2 separate regions of the Homo sapiens genome follow, and region 2 is linked to region 1. The links are chromatin loops, found by intact Hi-C in ENCODE. Cell type or tissue: gastrocnemius medialis. All regions are shown on one strand. Region 1 has its middle 35 kb from the start of DNASE2B. Region 2 overlaps PRKACB (protein kinase cAMP-activated catalytic subunit beta).

Evidence for each region. Peaks named below come from ENCODE experiments on the same cell type or tissue, not always from the same donor. Only the 100,000 strongest peaks of a DNase experiment are listed, where the experiment ranks them.
Region 2: it touches region 1 in a loop (3-fold over the local background); 5 of 110 quality-filtered maps call a loop at or near these places.

What each region holds. Positions count from the first base shown.
Region 1 is chr1:84,431,000-84,435,999 of GRCh38, reverse strand. No RefSeq gene overlaps it. Among named protein-coding and RNA genes, the nearest start is that of DNASE2B, 35 kb to the right of the region's middle. In gastrocnemius medialis, a CTCF peak has its summit at 2,008 (motif pointing right); DNase peaks (open chromatin) are centred at 2,030 and 2,559; H3K4me3 peaks cover 609 bases; H3K27ac peaks cover 320 bases.
Region 2 is chr1:84,160,346-84,165,345 of GRCh38, reverse strand. All of the region lies in intron 1 of PRKACB (protein kinase cAMP-activated catalytic subunit beta), which reads right to left. Among named protein-coding and RNA genes, the nearest start is that of PRKACB, 19 kb to the right of the region's middle. In gastrocnemius medialis, no CTCF peak of the experiment used is centred here; no DNase peak of the experiment used is centred here.

The sequences.
Region 1 (5,000 bases):
GTATGCCACAGCCAAACATTCACTGCTGCCATCTCACCAGGATACTGCTCTTTTGTCTGCTCCATTGGCCATGGCAATCTATAACTCTGAATCTACCCAATTACTAGTTTTTTTTTTCTCTCACCTTTGGTTTACCTGTTGCTGCTGGAGAAAAGTGCTCAACCACACCAATGTTCATCTCTTTTAGTTTTATATTTCTTGTTTTACTGTTCCCTTTATACTGCCTCGAGAAGCTTTTACACATTTTTAGTTGGTTTGATCTTCCTTTCCTTCAATAACAACTGCTGTAGCATGCAATCTTTGTCTCTCTTTGCCCTCATCTCCATGCTATCTTCCTAAAATCATCCTCCACCATTCAAAAGTCACGTGTACCTCCTTTCCTACTTCCTAGTTGTCCAAGAAGAAAATGTATTCTTACTCTTTTCCAAACTCAATTAGTGCTCTTGTTCCTTTCCTCCCTCCCAGCTTCTCTTGAATCTGGTAGAACCAATAATTTCTTCTCTTGTTTGTCTCTCCCTCTTCATTGGCTCTTCCTCATTAACCTTCAAACATGTTCAAGTCAGTCAGTCTCTCATCGGGGTGCTACCTTGCTTCTCTTGATTATTGCCAAATGTCTTCATTGTGTCGTTTGTCCTCATTACTTTCACTTTCTCATTTATCATTTAAAGAGCCACTAAAATTGGGCTTTCACCCAATTTTCACACTACCATACTGAAACTCTCTTGGGGTGACCAGGGTCCTCTTAACAAAGCCAGTGGTTTCTTGAAGTTCTCATCCTTCTTGGCATGTCTTTGGTTTTTAACACTGTTGACTTCTTTCTTGAAATTTTCTTCTCCTTTGACTTCAATCCAATAATAATTTCTCTTAGTTTTTCTCCAAAATCTCTAAGCTTTCTGTTTCACTTTTCCATTAATGGTTCCTCTTCTGCCTATTCTTCAAGTGCTGGTGATGTTCCCCAAGTTTCTATGCTCAATCGTCTTTTCATTTTCTACATTCTTTCTTAGGATGATCTCATGCATACTCATGATTTCAACTGTAACATATAGGTTGATGACTTAAAAATTGGTAACTCCATGCCCCAGTCTTTCTCCTGAACTCTACTCCCTCTGCTAATAGCTAACTGGATAAATTGCAGGCACCTCACATTCGGTGGGGCTCACCTGCCCCACCACAAGCTGACCAGGCCACTCCTACCACTTCTCAGCTTTAATGTTAGATGCATTCAATAAAACCTGAGGTGCAAGACACTTAAGACCTCTGTGGAATTCTCTCTCTTTCTCCTTTTCCTTCATTACAAGTAACTAGTGCTTAGTAAAAGTCACTAGTTAATATTATAAGCAATTTCCTGTCCTGGGCCTTTACAAAAATTCAGTGGCATCCCAAAATAATTAGTAAGGTGAGAAGGATCTGAGTCACCAGGCCCACCCTGAGTTAGAAAAAACAGGCTGGGCGCGGTGGCTCATGCCTGTAATCTCAGCACTTTGGGAGGCTAAGGTGGGTGGATGACTTGAGGTGAGGAGTTCAAGACAAGCCTGGCCAACGTGGTGAAACCCTGCCTCTACTAAAAATACAAAAATTAGCTGGGCCTGGTGGTGCACACCTGTAGTTCCAGCTACTTGGGAGGCTGAGGCAGGAGAATTGCTTGAACCCGGGAGACTGAGGTTGCAGTAAGCCGAGATCATGCTACCATGCTACTGTACTCCAGCCTGGGCGACAGAGCAAGACTCTTAAAAAAAAAAAAAAAAAAGAGCAGGAGAGAGAGAAGAAACAAAGACAACCTCAAGCAGTGGCACATGGTCAGAATTTGCTTTTTGTCTCATATGTAGCAGGAAAGAACATTTCAGGCATCATTTCAGTAAGTTTCTGATATTCTTGCAATGCAATACAGTTTTGCAGGTAAAGCCCAAAGTTATTTGCTAAAGATGTCTAATTGCCCTTTTCATTTTGTTTTAAACTGAAAAAAAGCAAAACAAAGCAAAACAAGAAAACAATATCCTGGACTTCTTGGTCAGCAGGGGGAGCACTATCACTTTGCTCCGGGAAGATTTTCACCAAGGCAACAACTGTCTTTTAATATAGACCACATCCTAGCAACGAGGAGGAAAAAAATAATGACACGATCGATACATTTGCTCCCTGGTGGTTGCAATTTTTAAACACAGCTTTTTTTTTTTAGCCTTTGTATTTGAAAAATGTTTGCTTAGGAAGGGGTCATCAGCTATCTTTTTTTTTTTTTTTCTGTCCTGCCTTTTAGTCACTTTCTAATTTGAGAGAAAGGTATTTAATTCAGAAGACAGGGTTTTAAATGTGTCGTGGAGGCTGGTGTTACAGCACCTGGTTAGTATATGGGCTATGTCTGTGTGACACAGAAATAAAGACACTGATTTGCTCATTTTATTTAAACTAGTCAATACAGTGAGAGAAATCAGTCAAACTGGATTTCTGTCTAAAGTGACCTTTTGTTTGAGTGAATTGATTCAAGGAAATTGAAATGGGGACATGGTGTCCTTCTCAGACTCAGCTGGAGCAAAGCCTATCAAGCGAGGGTGGCAGCATCGTCAACAGGGAGCATCGGGCAACCGGGCTCTCATCTGGCTTCTGCTCTGTGATCTCGGACAGAACGTTTAACTTAACTCTTTGTACCATGATTTCTTCTCTTATAAACATCTCACACTTTTATGATGAGGAAATTATAAAATGGATTTGGAAGCATCTTGAAATATCAAGAAATGTCTATATAATAATTTACACAAAAGACCTAGCTTAGCTCATATACATTCAGACATATATAAGCTATAGAGGCATATATAGTACATATATACCCTATGTGTACATATGTATATATGTGTGTATGTAGCTAAATCCACATATTTATATATATGTAAGATATATATACACACATATATAAGAGATATTATAATTATACACATAAAGGAGGTGTTTAGGTGAAGACAATTCTTTCTGAAAGTATGACAGTTTATAGTAATTTCCCCACTTACAGAATAATAATAGCTTACAGGCAGAAATAATAAAGAATCCAGGACTCTTTTGATAATCTTTTATTTCCTAAAATTCTTATTTGGTGAAGAGAAGTTTATATCACTTATTTTCCATGAACATTTTAAAAAGAAGGAATTCTAATCTGTAGATGCTGCTTTAACTAAAGCTATCCTTATCTAATAATATACCTGATTAAATACTCTGCCAGAGTATTTTTCTTTCATCTCCTTTGTACCCTGAATGGAAGCATTGCATCAAAATATTTCTACAAGCATTTTAAGAGAAATAGATGAATAAGGGGAAATCTAGTTGGCACCAAAGAAACATGCATTTTATTCACTCAGGATCTAAAATGGCTGACTCGTTCTTTTTAAGTAAATCTTTCTCTTTTTCCAAATGACAACAAATAATTTAACATGTGACATTAGGCCTTTTTTTTAAGTAATGAATTTTTAATAAACAAATGGAATGGCTTTCATTTTTAATAATATATTATTCCATTATAAAGTGCAATTTGATCTATTTGATCTGTGGCTAGTTAACTCAGAGGTTAAGAGTGAGGTGCTAATGAATTCCAAGTAATAAGTTTAATTCCTGTGAGGTTCAGGGTTACTCGATACTATGGCTACAGACATATCCCTAATCCTAAATAATCATCCATCTTAAAAATTATTATTGCTATCCAAATCTGAGACCACGCAATGTAATGTCAGGTAAATAAGGCAAAACTATTTCTACCGTTAAGAGGCAACCAAGTCCATCTGCCCACTTGTAAGTGTTTTCAGTATCATCTTGGGATAGCTCCTTCATAATTATATTTTATATTTTTGGAGTACTTAGGAAAGGTATAAGTTGGGGAATTCCAGGTATTTTAATTAAATCCTACAGGACAACTGTGGTATCATACCTGACAAAAAGCTGAAGTACAGTGAAAAATATCTAGACTGGGAACTAGACATACTGTGTTTGAATCCCAGCTCTTCCATTAATCAGCTTTGAGCACTTAGACAAGTCATTTAACCTTTCCCAGCCTTGATTTCCTCGTGAAAATGAAGACAGAAATACCTATCTTCCAGCTTACTGTAGGGTTTAAATGAATTAATATATGTAAATATATGTAAATGAGTTTTTATATATACTTAGCATGGTGCTTGGCACATAATAAGTACTTAGTAAATAGTAGCTATCTCTAGCCTTCTGATCATTATCGGAACTCCTACATAAGAGGTATTGTAAGAATTAAATGAATATTGAATATGGACCACATTTTTTTTCTTTTTGTTTTTTGAGGTGAGTCTCCCTCTCAACCAGGCTGGAGTGCAGTGGCTCGATCTCAGCTCACTGCAACCTCTGCCGCCTGGGTTCAAGCGATTCTTCTGCCTCAGCCTCCTGAGTAGCTGAAATTACAGGCATGCACCACCACGCCTGCCTCATTTTTTTGTATTTTTAGTAGAGACAGGGTTTCACCATGCTGGCCAGGCCAACTCCTGACCTCAAGTGATCCACCTACCTTGGCCTCCCAAAGTGCTGGGATTACAGGTGTGAGCCACCATGCCCGGCCCACATTCTTTCTTGAACTGAAGGTATTTTGTTTATCGGTGAGCATTAAATTCATAGTAAAATATTACTATCTCACTGGGGGCAATTATCTCTTTATTCATTAATTAAAAACTCGCATGACAAGTTATTGTGTATTATGCACAAAATATTGAGATAGGAATAACAAGGGATTTTTTTTTTAAAGTGTGAGTATGAGACTTTCACTTCTGGGTAAAATGTAGAAGTCCATGGAAGGCCAACACTCTCAGTGCAACAACTTGGGGTAACCTGGATAAATGTAGTCCCAGCTACTCGGGAGGCTGAGGCAGGAGAATGGCGTGAACCCGGGAGGCGGAGCTTGCAGTGAGCCGAGATAGTGCCACTGCACTCCAGCCTGGGCGACAGAGTGAGACTCAGTCTCAAAAAAAAAAAAAATTATGTTTTAAAGGCATCAAGTTTCT
Region 2 (5,000 bases), 270 kb after region 1:
ATCAGATACTAAAAGAAAATCCTCTCTTATGGTTAGTCTACTTACTAATTTATAACACAATTAATAACAGTGCCCAACAAATACAATAAATCGAACCATAAAGAAAATTAGAAACTGATTATTGGTATTGATTATTAATAGTGCCATTAATTGTTTACAGTTCTTACTGGTTTTTGAAGGCAATTTACTATAATGCCTAAGTACAAAAGCGTCACCACAAAATATAATTCACAGTAGCTGTGGCTTTATAACTGTCCCTTTAAAAATATTTTTTCCTCTTATAAATATATTTTTTAAATAAACAGCTGCAGAGTCTCAGAGAGCATACTTACCACTCATGATGAAAACCAACCTTTCCAAAACATATTGCTCAAAATAACAATCCAACAGCAAAGGGAGTTATGCTAATCTCTAGAGGGAGAAGAACCGATGGTGTAAACACACACACTGGAGCATGCAGCACACAGAAAACGAAAAGAGCTTTCTTTTGTTTTAAAAAGAGAAGCCCCTAGAAGCAAAGCATAACTGCCTAGCATGAGATATCACTAGTAAACATCAGATTAATGCCAAAGATGTCTATAACTAGACTGAATTTCTTTCAAGCTAGTTATCCCAGCCTCCTTCATATACCACTAGAACAACTCAAAATGGCAGGGAGAAAATGTTCGAACCAGGATGTATAAGATGTTCTCAATTATATCAGCATGAGTTGTTACCACGGCAACATTAGACCAGAATTATCGGTTCACTTGTATCCAAGGCGTAGCTTTTCTAAAGCTTTAATCCACCAGACAAATAAAATACCTTTTTATTTTAGAGCCACATGATTATAAATTACCAGATTTCTTAAATTTAAGCACTAATCTACGCTTTTTACATCTTTCAAAGATATGAAAAAATTGCTGTTTTCTTCAAATACTCACACAATCCCATGTTGAACCTGGCAAGGAGCAAACAGCAGAATGATTGCACCTAAACGTCTTTCAATTACACCAGCTCTTACTGCTAGCTGTGGACCTCACTGATATTAAAATGCTGTGTGCTGTTGCTAGTGACTATTGGCGATGAATCTTATTGCCGAGATCGCTGATAGCTTTCATTTTTCATGAGCCAGAAAGCTATACTGCAGCACAAATGTTAACCATTTAAACATTCTGTGTTATGGAAGAGAATAATATTATATACATATATGTATATCTGCATTTTTAAAGGAGAATCATAGAATAACTTATTTGTAAACTTCCATTAAATTCAGCATTACAAACAGTGTCAGATGCCATCCATGTGGTATTCAAAAGAAAATAATACACAAAAAAGTTACTGGCAATTATTGCAGAAATGTAAAATTCCTCACATGAAACAGGACTAAGATGACAGATTGTATAGCAAGGTGGGCTGACTGGGTAGCATGGTGAACAGATTGTTTTGATTACCAGAGATCCAAAATTTGTACCAAAATGGTACAAAGAATCTATAGAATGGTTCCTTGTTAAGTAGAACTTCAGCACGTGAACTTGCCATTTTAACAGTTGCCATGTGAGGCAGGACTTTTGGTGATGTGGAAGTAAGTCAGGAAATCTTCCTAAGAAACAACTATGAAGCTGAACAGAATTATCAAAAACAATGATTTCATGGCTCTGGAAATCGAGCAGTCATAAACAACAAATTAAGAAACATTTATTTGTGACGAACCACTGAACTCTGCCTAAAAACAGTGGGAGTCAGAGATGTTCTTGCCTGGGGCTGCTCCCACTCCTTTATAGCTCAGTCAGGAGAGTACTTCTACCAGGGTAGGGCTGGTCATGAAAACTAGCAGCTTCACTTCTGGAAGGGGCTGACATGAGAGGGGGCTGATTTGATTTGAAGTGGAGGCCAAAAAACTCATTAGTGATATTGTCAACGAAAAAAGCAAGCTGAAAGAAATTAACAGTCTAAGGCTATGGCCTTGGTAGGGCTAAGCAACACATTGGTGGTATAGCAAGAAACATAGCATGGGGTAAATGAAGATGAGACAGACAGAGGCTACGTAAGTTCACCAGGCCACCCAGTCTGCCCACCTTGCTATGCAATCTGACTAGGAGGTAATGACAAGCACAAAGGACACGAAAGAGGGCCCAGTGGAAAGTTAAAGCTGGTACAGACTTCCGAACTGCCTAAATACTGCATGTGCTCCTCAATTTGCACACAGTTCCATCAGCACTGGCTGGTCCCAGTGTTTGAGTACAACCTCTGATCAATCATTAAATAACAATTAAGCTACAGAGACACAGGGCAATCCCTAGGAAACCAGGTTAAAAAATAAAAATTAGAATAAGAAGAAAAAACTAAGCAGAGAAATCAGTAGTCACATATCATGAGGGATACAGATTCCATAGATTAAGACAAAGGAAGTTTTTAATAAAAAAATAAACAAAACCAACCCTCAGGGAAAAAATAATCAAAACCCAGAGCTACTACCACATGTTATTTTAAAAAACACATTTTTGACAAAAACTTGTGTGATCCACAATGAGGAAAAAAAGCAGTCAATAAAAAATGTCCCTGAATGGGCCCAGGTGTAGAATTTAGCAGACAAAGGCTTTAAAGACTTTAAAATAGCTATTATACATATATGAAAATAATTAAAAGAAAATTGTGTTAAATACCTAAAGGAAAACACGACAGTAATGAACAACATATAGAAACTTTCAATATAGAAAGAAAAACTATTTAAAAATAAAAAGTGCAGATTTGAAAAGTATAATAACCAAAATTTTAAAACTCAGTATAGTAAGCCCAACAGCAGATTTAAAAGAGCAAAAGATCAAATCAGTGAACTGGAAGATAGATCAATGGAAATCATCCAGTCGGAAGAACACAGAAAAAGACAGGAGAAAAGTGGACAGAGCCTGAGAAACTTATGGGATATCAAGGGAACCAACATATATCTCATGGGAATTAGAAAAAAAGGAGAGAGACAAAGGGTGATGAAAAAACATTTGAAGGAATAATGGCTGAAAATGTCCCAATTTGATGGAAAACAGTAACCTATGGATCCAAGAAGCTCAGCCAATGCCAACTAGAATAAAACCCAAAAGATCCACACTGAGACATATCATAGTCAAATTGTTGAAAGGTAAGGAGAAAAGTCATGAAAGCAGCAAGAGAAAAATGATGAATCACGTCCAGGGGAAAAATATGATTAATGACTTCTCATTAGAAATAAGTAGGGCCAGAAGGCAGAGAAATGAAGTGCTAAAAGAAACAAGAAAGCAAACCCATCCACCAACATTTCTCTATCCAGGAAAATTATCCTCCAAAAATAAAGGTGAAATGAAAGATTCCCAGAGAAACAACGGAGGATATTTGTTGTAAGCAGAAATACCTAAGTCCTTAAAGCTGAGAGGAAATAATACTAGACAACAGCTCAAATTGACAGAAAGAAATGAAGAGCACTAAAAATGGTAAATATATAAATAAAAGGCTATATAAATACACATTTTTTCTGTTCTCTCTTAATTTCTTTAAGAGACTTAAAGTTGTATGAGGCAATAATTACAACATTATGTTGCTGGGTTTATAAAATATATAAATATATGTGAAAAAACACAAATTTGGAAAAGAAATGAAGCTATATTGGATCAAAGCAGTTCTATTCCACTAGAATTAAGTCAGTACTATCCTGAAGTAAACTATGATAAGATAAATTATAATCTTGTGTATTATAATCTCTAAAGAAATATTAAGAAAATGCCTTTTAAATTTTATTTTTAAAAATCAAAACCAAATAATTAAAACATACGTAATAGAAAAGAAGGTGGTAGAAAGGGAAAAGAGGAACAACAAAAACTATGAGACAGAAAACAGTAAAATGGAAGCTACAAATCCAACCATATCAATAGTGACATTAACTATGAATGGAAGAAACACAAATCAAAAGGCAGAAATTATCAGATTGGATAAAAATCAAGATCAAACTATATAACATCTATAAGAGACACATTTTAGATTCATAGATATAAATAGGCTAAAGTAAAAACAGGAAAACAAGATTCATCATGCAAACAGTAACCATAAGACAGCTGGAATGCCTATATCAATATTAGACAAAATAGACTTTAAGTCTAGAAAAATTATGAGACAAAAGGGACATTCATAATTATAAAAGGCCAATACATCTGAAAAATGTGACAATTAGAAATGCATATGCATTGAACAGAAGAGCCCCCACAGTACTAAAATAAAAACGGACAGAATTGAAAGGAGAAAAATATTTAATACTAATAGTTGGAAATTTCCATACTTCTCTCTCAATAATTGATGGAAAAACTAGACAGGAAATTGGAAAAGAGACAAACAACTTAAATAACACCATCAAAAAAATCTTGACATTTATAAAATACAGAATTTAACATCAGCAGAATACACATTCTTATCAAGCACACATGGATATTCTACATATTAAGCAAATGCTAGAAAATATAATGTCTCAATTAATTTGAAGGGTTTGCCAAAGCTTTCAAAATATATTCTATAATCACAGCAGAATTAAGTTATAAATAAAAACAGAAAGAAATTTTAGAAATCTCTAAATATTTAGATATTAAATCACAAACAAATTCCAAGGGAAATTAGAAAATATTTTGAGGTAAATGAAAATAAACTACAGCATATCTACATTTATTGGAGGTAGATAAAGCAGGTTTAGAAAAAAAATTCATAGCTTTAACCATTTAGAGTAAAATAGAAAAGTTCCAAATCAGTAACTTAAGCTTTGTATATATTATTATATATTATAGTATTATATTATATATAATATATTCAGTAAAATATATAGAAAAGCAGTAGAGAAAAATGAATTAAACCAAAAGTCTTATGATAAAACTTTCACTAGACTGACCAAATATCAAAACAAAATGAACAAAAAGAAAACAGAAGATATTAATTACAGAAATCAGTAATGAAACTATGATATCACCACTGATGCTAGATAAATTAAAAGGATTATAAAGGAATACTAT